Regions from separate parts of the Homo sapiens genome. Here region 2 is linked to region 1. Evidence: read pairs that join two places in POLR2A ChIA-PET (ENCODE). Cell type or tissue: GM12878. All regions are shown on one strand. Links, peaks and the distances in the headings refer to the core of each region. The heading gives the core; the rest is flanking DNA.

Region 1 (5,708 bases), core at 469-5,468:
CACCTGAGGTCAGGAGTTTGAGACCAGCCTGGTCAACACGGTGAAACCCCGTCTCTACTAAAAATACAAAATTTAGCCGAGCGTGCTGGTGTGCACCTGTAATCCCAACTACATGGGAGGCTGAGGCAGGAGAATTGTCTGAACCTGGGAGGTGGAGATTGCAGTGAGCCAACATTGCAACACTGCACTCCAGCCTGGGCGAAAGAGTGAGACTCTGCTGAAAGAGAGAAGAAAGAGAGAGAGAGAGAAAGAGAAAGAAAGAAAGAAGGAAAGAAAGAAAGGAAAAGAAAGAAAGAAAAAGAAAGAGAAAGAAAGAAAGAAAGAAAGAAAGAAAGAAAGAAAGAAAGAAAGAAAGAGAAAGAGAAAGAAAGAAGGAAGCAAGGAAGAAGGGAGGGAGGGAGGGAGCGAGAGAAACTAAAGATAACCTCCTAACAGATCCCTGAGTTGTTTTTCAGAAACATGGATGCCCAGCAAATGAATCCACTGGCACCTAGACCTCAGGTTAGGGGGAACTGAGGACTCAACTCTGACTGCCATTTTTTTTTTCTGAAGTTCTTTCTGGGGGGCCTGGAGGAAGTCACGCCCATGAGCCAGAGATAACATTCTTTTCTCCTGACCCCAAATTTTTAGACAAACCTTTTCCATCTTAACCAATTGCAAATCAGAAAATCTTTGAATCTCTGACCTGTAACCTGCCCCATGCCCCACCACCCACTTTGAGATGTCCCGCCTTTTTAGGTCAAACCAGCATATAGCCTCCATGTATTGATTTATGACTTTGCCTGTAACCTCTGCCTCTGCCTTTAAAAACTCTTGCCAAGGTGGATGTATCACCTGAGGTCAGGAGTTCGAGACGAGCCTGGCCAACATGGCAAAACCCCGTGTCTACTAAAAATACAAAATTTAGCCGGGCTTGGTGGCGGGAGCCTGTAATCCCAGCTACTCGGGAGGCTGAGGAAGGAGAATTGCTTGAACCTGGGAGACGGAGATTGCAGTGAGCCAAGATCATGCCACTGCACTCCAGCCTGGGCAGCAGACCAAGACTCCATCTCAAAAACTAAATAAATATAAAAACCCTTACTTGCAAGCCATTGGGGAGGTCAGGTCTTAAGTATGAGGTGCCTGATTCTTCTTGCTTGGTGCCCTGCAAAGATAAATACCGTTCTTCCTCCTATTGCAAACTGCAGAGTGAATGTTTGGCTTTACCGAGCCAGGTGTGCAGACCCCAGTTCAGTCCTGTACCAGGCACAGGTCCCTGCCCTCATGGAGCTGCAACTGCCAATGATCTGTTGCAGTGCCCAAAACAGACTTACCCAGAGGCAGGTTCTGGGCAATGCAAAAACACCAATCTCATTCTTTTATTGCTAGGTTTTTTTTTTCCTAAGCCAATACTATTAGTTTGGTTACATATCTTATTCACTAGGCTTGTTATCAAATTACTTATGTTACTTTTTAAAAATTAACCTGTTCTCAGCCAGATGTGGTGGCTAACACCTGTAAATCCAGCACTTTGGGAAGCCAAGGCAGGATGATCATTTTAGCTCAGGAATTCAAGACCAGTCTGGGCAACATGGCAAAACTCCATCACTACTAAAAATACAAAAATTAGCCGGGTGTGGTGGCACATGCCTGTAATTCCAGCTATTCAGGAGGCTGAGGCAGGAGAATCGCTTGAATCTAGGAGGTGGAGGATGCAGTGAGCCGAGACTGCACTACTGCACTCAAGCCTGGGCGACAGAGCAAGATCCGTGATCCGTCTCAAAAAAAAAGAAAGAAAGAAATTGCAATCTGGAAGGATGGTTAGAACCATTCTTTTGAGGGCGCCATCGCTACTTAAAAACATGCATGTTGAAGTTCTGTTTAAAAACTCACATTATTTTTTAGTCCCAGGTTAAGAGTGTGGCATTACTTTACAATGAACCGCCTTCAGATGTGGCAGTGATTGCCCTTGCCCCCTATTATTCTGTCGTTGTCATTGTGAGATATTCATTTTAAACACCTAGAGAAGGGAAAATTAATCATGTTTTAAAATCAGATAAAGCATTAATGGTCATGAAATTTTAATACTGATTCTCAGTTTTTAGTTTTCACACAGATGAAACTTTCTTATTTAGAGATAAACCTAGGGAAAGATTTAATGAGTAATTGATATTAAAAAGTTGAAATCACATGTAAGCTCTAATTTTTTCACATGAAAGCAATTTTGCTTTCCACGTCTTTTTTTTTTTTTTTTTTTTTTTTTTTTTTGAGACAGAGTCTGGCTCTGTCGCCCAGGCTGGAGTGCAGTGGCGCCATCTCGGCTCACTGCAAGCTCCGCCTCCGGGGTTCACACCATTCTCCTGCCTCAGCCTCCCGAGTAGCTGGGACTACAGGCACCTGCCACCATGCCCAGCTAATTTTTTCTATTTTTAGTAGAGACGGGGTTTCACCGTGTTAGTCATGATGGTCTTGATCTCCTGACCTCATGATCCACCTGCCTCAGCCTCCCAAAGTGCTGGGATTACAGGCGTGAGCCACCACACCCAGCTCAACATCTTTTTATTTGAAAGAATTGAGCTCACATTTGTCAGATAAATTGCTGCCTAAATTATCTAAGATGATTTTCACATTCTTGTGTGGAAATCAAATTTTGCAAGGTTGTAGAATTAACTTAGAAGAGACAAAGGTGTGTTCTTTCTTTCAGGAGGGCTTGCTAATTGAAGTTGAAGCATCAGATGTCCTGAAAGCACTCAAACTCATCAGGTAACAAAAGCCCAGACAACGGAAATGAAGCAAAGCAAGTTAGTTCTTGAAATGAAACTCTGGAAATCCCAACTTGAGCAAATAAAGAGGCAGAAAAAAAAAAACCTAGAAAAAGAATAAATCACAAAATAAAAGGCACTTAGGAAGGGAATTTTTTGTTTAAGTATTTATTTAGTTTTTTCCATTATAAGCATTGCGTAGATTGTGCTATGCTTTTGAAATTGTAAAAATATGTCTGTTTGTTGTATGTCTCTTCTCTCACTACTTGAAAATGTAAAAAAGAACATTTTCTTGCCTGTATCTTACATGTGCAGGATTACAAGCTCAGATGCTTGCTGGGCCAATCCCAAAATAGGCTCTGCAAAGTGGGGGACTTTGCAGAGCCTATTTTGGGACCCTGAAAGGGTTAGCTGCCTCTGGACTCCAGATTTTTTTTTTTTTTTTTTTTTGTTGAGACAAGGTCTTGCCCTGTCACCCAGGCTGGAGTGCAGTGGCGTGAATCATGGCTCACTGCAACCTCCACCTCCAGGGCTCAAGCATTCCTCCCACCTCAGCCTCCTGAGTAGCTGGGACTACAGGCACACAGCACCACACCTGGCTAATTTTTGTATTTTTGGTAGAGACATGGTCTCACTATGTTGTCCAGGCTGGTCTCAAACTCCAGGCCTCAAATAAACCTCCTGCCTTGGCCTCCCAAAGTTTTGGGATTCCAGATGTGAGCCACTGTGTCCAGCCAGACTCCATTTTTTGCCACACAAAGTGTGGGCCCAGTGCTGCTAGACATTTGGGTATTCCAGAGAACAGTGTCCTGGTCTGGGGTCCCCCAAAAGCTGACCCTGAGACCAGGATTGGGTACAAGGATTTATTTGGGAGGTGATGGCAGGGAGCTCAGTGATGGCGTGAGGCAGTGACATGGCCACCTGCTGTCTGCCAATCTCTGAGGGGGCAGAGATAGGAAATTGCCTTATCTTTTCAAAAGAAGTATTTTGAGGTTTCAGTTATTAACAGGAAATATAGTTAAAGTTTCATAGTAACTGCTTACAGACAGTGGGAAAGATTATTATTATTATTTTTTTTTTTTTTTTGAGATGGAGTCTTGCTCTGTCGCCCAGTCTGGAGTGCAGTGGCACGATCTCAGCTCACTGCAACCTCTGCCTCCTGGGTTCAAGCAATTCCGCTGCATCTGCCTCCCAAGTAGCTGGGGCTACAGGCGCCTGCCACCATGCCTAGCTAATTCTTTGTATTTTTAGTAGAAACTGGGTTTCACCATGTTGGCCAGGATAGTCTCGATCTCCTGGCCTTGTGATCCACCCTCCTTGGCCTCCCAAAGTGCTGGGATTACAGGCATGAGCCACCGTGCCTGGCCGGAAAAATTCTTTAATTTTGAGCTGAATCCAGAGTTTTCAGTTGGCTCTTTTTCTTTTAGGCATAGAATACAGTATTCAGGAAATTATAGCATTACTACATTCTGGAATGCCTGACAAGAATAAGTTTAGGAAGGCTTGGAGGAGAAAAGGTAAATTGCTACTCTTTGGGGAAGGGGAGGAATCAAAGCATTCTGGGTAACATAAAATGAGGCACAAATAGCGAGGCAAGATTTGGGAGGGAGTGGGGAGTGGAGAAGACCAGAAAGACCCAATCACTAGTTAATTGTAAACAAACACTGTAATGTTGACTTTTTTTTTTGAGACAGAATCTCGCTCTGTCACCAGGCTGGAGTGCAGTGGTGTGATCTCGGCTCACTGCAACCTCCCCCTCCCAGGTTCAAGCGACTGTCCTGCCTCAGCCTCCAGAGTAGCTGGGATTGCAGGCACCTGCCACCACACACAACTAATTTTTGTATTTTTAGTAGAGACGAGGTTTTGCCATGTTGGCCAGGCTGGTCTCAAATTCCTGACCTCAGGTGATCCACCCACCTCAGCCTCCCAAAGTGCTGGGATTACAGGCATGAGCCACCGCGCCCCGCCTAGTGCTTTTCTTGGAACACTCTCTCCTTGGCCCCCGGACACCACTGCTGGTGTCCTTACCTGCTGCTTCTTCTCAGCCTCCTTTGCTGGCCCCTCTTGCTCTCCCTGGCCCGTCAACACTGCAGTGGCCTGGGGCTCAGCCTTCTGACCTCTTCTTTCTACACACATTCCTTATATGCTCTTGTCCAAACTAGGACTCTCTTTGTTTACATATATTTCAATGACTCCCAAATTGAGTATCTCCAGTCCAGACCTCCCTTCTGAATTCCAGACTCATAAATCCAACTGCCAGTTCAAAGTCTCCACTTGGGTTCCTCCAGGAAGCATCTCCGTTAGCATGTCTATGGAAGAGCTTTGATTCCTACCCACCCCAGCTTAGTTTGGATTCCCCCAAAGGCAGACTCTGAGACAAGGAGATCCGTAGGGAATTTGGGGGTTGGGGGAGATGGGTAGGTTGTTTGCAAAGATGGCCTTAGCATTCTTTCCTTCTTGTATGACATTTCCTTTGCAATGTGACTTTGACTTCCCTGCCACCAAGAAGTGGAATTTGTCTCTTCACCCTTTGAATCTGGCCTAGCACCTGAGCCCTGCTTTAATGAAAAGAATGCAGTAGGAGCAGCACTGTGGACCTCATGAAGCTTCGCAGCTTCCACTTTTGTCCCTTTGGAACACTGCCCAAGACTGCCATGTGAAGAATCCCAGTCTAGCCTGGTGGAGGAGGAAAGGGTATTGGGACTACATGAGCCAACCCATCTGAGGCCTTTTAAATCAGCCAGCTGACAGCTAGTGTCTACCATCTACCATTGGAGGGCATCTTAAACCTTCCAGCCCCAGTCAAGCCACCATATTATTGTAGCCACTGAGTAAGCCCAGGCAAGACCAGCAGAAAATTTGTCACCCAGTTGAGTCCAGCCCAAATTGTTGACCCACAGAATCATGAGCAAAAATAATGGCCATTGTAAACCACTATGTTTTGGGGGTGGCTTATTATGCAGCTGA
Region 2 (5,708 bases), core at 365-5,364, 570 kb after region 1:
TCAGCTAGTTTTATATCTGAAAGGCTATTCAAGGTGCCCCTTAGAAATTGCTTGAGTCATCTATATTTTGATTGATAGCAGATACTTTGCTAATCAGCACATGAATATCAGAAATTGGTTTTATTTTGTGGTGAAATCAGTGGGTTGGTAATTAGCATGAGACAATGATAGAAAAGGGCTCACTGATGAAATTAAAGAGAATCAAGATATGTGAATATGCTAACATATTTGAGAGGCCCTGCTCATTTGCCTGAACAGGGTGTAAGAGTCTATTGAGGCCTTTAGCATGCCCCTATAAAGATGGTGCAAGACCCTGGACTCTGAACCACTCCTGTATCCAGATATTGCTTTAGAAGAGTTTCTGGTTGCCTGATGCTGACCACAGAGATAATTAAATCCTGTCTCTGAAATGTTGGTTCTCTTCCTGCGGACCATTCATGTCATGTAGTCATTAAATCATTTAAAAGGACATAAGCTGGGACTTCATGAAACCTACAGAGTGGGTTGTATAAAATGTTCTGTGCCTAATGGTCCATGAATACTGGCTTAATAAATGTCTTTGAGTGGGGCAGAATTTTGCCTGGGGCCTTCTTTTATTACAAGTTGATAGCAATGTAGGAAATGAGCAGCTTAATCTTACCCACTACCAAACATCTTGAGCTACTGCCATAAACTGAAAGTAACAGGCTAGTTCCCAAAAATGAAACAATGGAGGAGCCAAAACAAAGCTGGAGGCATCACATTACCTGACTTTATACTACAAAGTTGTAGTAACCAAAACAACGTGGGACTGGTATAAAATCAGACCCACAGACCAATGGAAACCAAATAGAGAACCCAGAAATAAACGCACACATTTACAGTCAAGTCATTTTTTTGTTGTTGTTTTGTTTTTGTTTTTGAGACGGAGTCTAACTCTGATGCCAGGCTTGAGTGCAGTGGTGCGATCTCGGCTCACTGCAATGTCTGCCTCCCAGGTTCAAGCAATTCTTCTGCCTCAGCCTCCTGAGTAGCTGGGACTACAGGCGTGTGCCACCACACCCAGCTAATTTTTGTATTCTTAGTAGAGATGGGGTTTCACCATGTTGGTCAGGATGGTCTCAATCTCTTGACTTTGTGAGCCACCGCGCCTGACCCAGTCAACTCATTTTTGACAAAGGCACCAAGAACATAAATTAGGGAAAGGACACCTTTTTAATAAATGATGTTAGGAAAATGATAATCATATGCAGAGGAATGAAACTAGACCCCTATTTCTCACCATATACAAGAATCAAATAAAAAATGGATCAGGCCAGGCGTGGTGGCTCATGCTTGTAATCCCAGCACTTTGGGAGGCCAAGCCAGGTGGATCACCTGAGGTCAGGAGTTCGAGACCAGCCTGGCCAAAATGGCAAAACTCCGTCTCTACTAAAAATACAAAAATGAGCTGGGCATGGAGGCACGCGCCTGTAATCCCAGCTACTCAGGAGGCTGAGGCAGGAGAACCACCTGAACCCGGGAGGTGGAGGTTGCAGTGAGCCAAGATTGTGCTACTGCACTCCAGCCTGGGTGACACAGTGAGACTCTGTCTCAAAAAAAAAAAAAAAAAAAAAAAAAAAAAGGATCAAAGACCTAAATGTAAGACATGAAACTACTAGAAGAAAACATTGGAGAAATGCTTCAGGGACAATAGGCTGGGCTAAGATTTCTTGAGTAAGACCTCAACAGCACAGGTAACCAAAGCAAAAACTGACAAATGTCATTAGATCAAGCTAAAAAGCTTCTGCACAGCAGATAAAACAATCAACAAGGTGAAGAGACAACTTATAAGATGGGAGAAAATACTTGAAAACTACTCATCTGGTGAAGAATTAATAACCAAAATATAGAAAGAACTCAAACAACTCAATAACAAAAAAAAAATCTGATTTAAAAATATGTAAAAGATCTGAATAGACATTTCTCAAAAGAAGACATAAAAATGGCTAACAGGTATATGAAAAAATGCTCAACATCACTAAGCATTAGGGAAATGCAAATCAAAACCAGAATGAGATATCCCAGTTAAAATGATTATTGTTAAAAAAACAGAAAATAGCAAAAGTTGTCAAGGGTGCAGAGAAAGGGGAATGCTCATACACTGTTGGTGGGAATATAAATTAGTATATCCACTATGGAAAACAGTATGGAGGGTTGTCAAAAAACTAAAAATAGAACTACCATATGATCCAGCAATCATCCTTCTGGGTATATACTCAAAAGAAAGGGCTGGGCATGGTGGCTCATGTCTGTAATCCCAGCACTTTGGGAGGTGAAGGCAGAAGAATCACTTGAGTCCAAGAGTTCAAGACTAGCCTGGGCAATATGGTAAGACCCTGTCTCTACAAAATTTTTTAAAGAAATTAGCCTGGTGTGGTGGCATGCACCTGTAGTCCTAGCTACTTGGGAAACTGAGGTGGGAGGATCATTTGATCCTGGGAGCTTAAGGCTGTAGTGAGCCATGATCGTGCCACTGCACTCCTGCTTGGGTGGCAAAGCAAGACCCTGTCTCAAAAAAGAGAAATAAAGAAAGGAAATCAGTATATCAAAGAGATATCTCCACCCCCACATTTATTGCAGCACTATTTACAATAGCCAAGATATGGAATCAACATTAAGTGTCTATCAACAGATGAATGAATAAAGAAAAGGTTTTATACACACAATGGAATATTATTCTACCGTAAAACAGAATGAAATCCTGTTATTTGCAACAACATGGATGGAACTGGAAGACATTATGTTAAGTGAAACAGGCCAGGCATGGAAAGACAAATGTCTTATGTTCTAACTCATATGTGGGAGCTAAAATAATCTACCTCATGGAGGTAGAGAGTAGAATGGCGGTTACCAGAGGCTAGAAGGGCAATGGAGAGGGGAAGATAAAAAGGGGATGGTTAATGGGCACAAAAATACGGTTAGATAGGCTGGGCATGGTGGCTCACACCTATAATCCCAGCACTTGGGGAGGCCGAGGTGGGTGGATCACCTGAGGTCAGGAGTTCAACACCAGCCTGCCCAACATGGTGAAACCCCATCTCTACTAAAAATACAAAAAATTAGCTGGGCATGGTGGCATACACGTGTAATCTCAGCTACTCAGGAGGCTGAGGCAGGAAAATTACTTGAACCCAGGAGGTGGAGGTTGCAGTGAGCCAAGATCATGCCATTGCACTCCAGACCGGGCAACAGAGCAAGACTCCATCTTAAGAAAAATACAGTTAGATAGAAGAAATAAGATCTGGTGTTTGGTAGCACAATAGGGCAACTATAGCTATCAATAATCTATTGTATATTTCAAAATAGCTAGAAGAGTAGATTTAGAATGTTCCCAACACAAATGATAAATGTTTGTGGAGGTGGATATCCCAGTTACCCAGGTTTGATCATTACACATTGCATGCTTCTATCACATGTACCCCTGATATAGTTTGGCTCTGTGTCCCCATCCAAATCTCACATCAAATTGTAATCCCCATGTGATTACGAGGGGAGGGAGGTGATTGGATCATGGGGGCAGTTTTCCCCATGCTGTTCTCATGATAGTGAGTTTGTTCTCATGAGATGTGATAGTTTTATAAGGGGCTCTTCCCCGCTTTGCTTACTTCTCTCTCTCCTGCTGCCTTGTGAAGAAGGTGCCGGCTTCTCCTTCCGCCATGATTGTAAGTTTCCTGAGGCCTCCCCACCATGCAGAACTGTGAGTCAATTAAGCCTCTTTCCTTTATAAATTGCCCAGTCTCAGGTATTTCCTTATAGCAGTGTGAGAATAGATTAATACAACACCATAATATGTACAACTATTTTTTTGAGACAGGGTCTCACTGTGTCACCCAGGCTGGAGTGCATTGGCATGATCACAGCTCACTGCAGCCCTGACCCCCAACCCATGTCAGCCTCCCACATCAAGTGATCTTCCCACGTCAGCCTCCCAAGTAGCTGGGACCACAGGTGCATGCCACAACACCTGGCTAATGTTTTATATATTTTTTGTAGAGATGGGGTTTCACTATGCTGTACAAGCTGATCTCAAACTCCTGGCTTCAAGTAATCCTCCTGCCTTGGCTTACCAAAGTGCTGGGATTACAGGTGTGAGCCACCATGCCTAGCCTGTACAACTATTATGTGTCCATAATAATTAAAAATAAAAAGTTTTTGAAAGAAAGAAAATAGAACATGGAGGAGCCAGCCTCAGAGATGAGAACTGATTCCTGAAGGCCCCAGGAATACATGACTAACTCTGCTTCTGTAGGGGAGTAAAAAATGGCTTTCCTATAGCCTTCTAGGTTCCTTGGCTGGGCTATGAATTAAGTTAATGTAAGACTAATGAACAGGGGAAAAGCCATATTTAATTACCTATGCATGCATGGGAGTCTTACAAAATATGAGACTTGAAGAAGAGGCATATGACTGAAGCTTAGAGCATCCTGAGATACAGAAAGCAATGGGGGCTTGGGGCTTCTGGGAGGTGGCGGCCACACAAGTTATGGAAGGGTGAGGGGAGGAAATGTGTGGTGAATAAAGGTCTTCTTGTTATGCAGATAAAAGTCTCCCAGGTAACAAGGTCGGGAGCAGCCCTTAGGAGAATAGGTGGTTTCTGTCTAGGCCTAGTGTCCACCTCCAGGCTCTCTCCTGTGATCCCAGTTAATCTCCCCTGGTGGATGAGATTCCTGCAAAGGAGATTCAGGACAATTGAGTTCCATTTGGAGGAAGGTCTTTAGGCAGCTAATGGGAGCTCAGAAAAAGCCTCTGTCTGCATCCACTGTTCCCCATGTGCCCTTGGTTCAAAGCAATCAGCACACCAAAGTGTGATATTTTGGGGTGGCATTTCTTGGACTCCTTCAACTTCATCCTCCAAGCCAGACTTTTCAACAGGAAAGTCATCTGGGTGTCTACATACTGGTTGTCATTGTATTCATATTTTATCGTTCCTCTTCTATCTAGTTGTCCCCAATTGTTGGCAGGAAATTTATTTTTTATTACTTCTCTTCCTGTATTTTGACTGGAAACTGGTGTTTTCTGACAACACAGCACACAGGCAGCTGGGTTTTGTGGCACTGAGCACATAACAAAAGGGTCATGGGCTTTTGGCTTTATTTCCTGAAAGTTGGTGCTAGTGCCCGCATTTGATGTTTCTAGCCTATGAAACACATCAGGTGTCCCAGGAGGAGATGCCAGCTCAGCTGCCATAGGTACAGAGACAAGTATGGGGCAGTGGCAGGAAAGTCTGAAGCAAGAACAGGACTGTGGCCTGGGCAAGCCCTTCCTTTGGGGTCTGAGCCCCAGGGGAGTTATCTAAACCTAAATGCAGGCCTGCAGGAGTGTAGCCTGTAGGACTTGCATACAGGGCTCTGCAGATTGAATGGGGATCAAGGTCGCCAGTGTCTCCAAGGCACAGAACTACTAAACAGCTTGTCATCATAACATAGTAGTAGAGGCAGGTGGTGGGCCTTCAGTGAAGCCACAGGGAAACATAGCAGGAGCCCATCAGCACAGCCTGTGCCAGCAGCCTGGGGGACCTTCTTGGAAAATGTTTATTTATTTATTTATCTTTTACCAGAAAGATTACTATGAAACACAAAGAAAATTATTCATGAAAATATACAGGAAATCAATTATTTCAAATAAAATACTACTACGAGCCATAGGTTCTGCATGTTTGGAATCTAAATCCTGGAATTGTCTGTTGC

What was found. ChIA-PET counts read pairs that join two places held together with the same protein. Peaks named below come from ENCODE experiments on the same cell type or tissue, not always from the same donor. Only the 100,000 strongest peaks of a DNase experiment are listed, where the experiment ranks them.
Region 2: POLR2A ChIA-PET joins it to region 1 with 6 read pairs; 2 of 35 experiments call an interaction of 5 or more read pairs at or near these places.

The regions. Positions count from the first base shown.
Region 1 is chr2:61,804,464-61,810,171 of GRCh38, forward strand. It overlaps a transcript of FAM161A not described here. Among named protein-coding and RNA genes, the nearest start is that of FAM161A, 47 kb to the right of the region's middle. In GM12878, for the core only: no CTCF peak of the experiment used is centred there; a DNase peak (open chromatin) is centred at 2,708; H3K4me3 peaks cover 309 bases; H3K27ac peaks cover 1,122 bases.
Region 2 is chr2:62,374,702-62,380,409 of GRCh38, forward strand. No RefSeq gene overlaps it. Among named protein-coding and RNA genes, the nearest start is that of TMEM17, 130 kb to the right of the region's middle. RefSeq lists an enhancer at 1-150. In GM12878, for the core only: no CTCF peak of the experiment used is centred there; no DNase peak of the experiment used is centred there.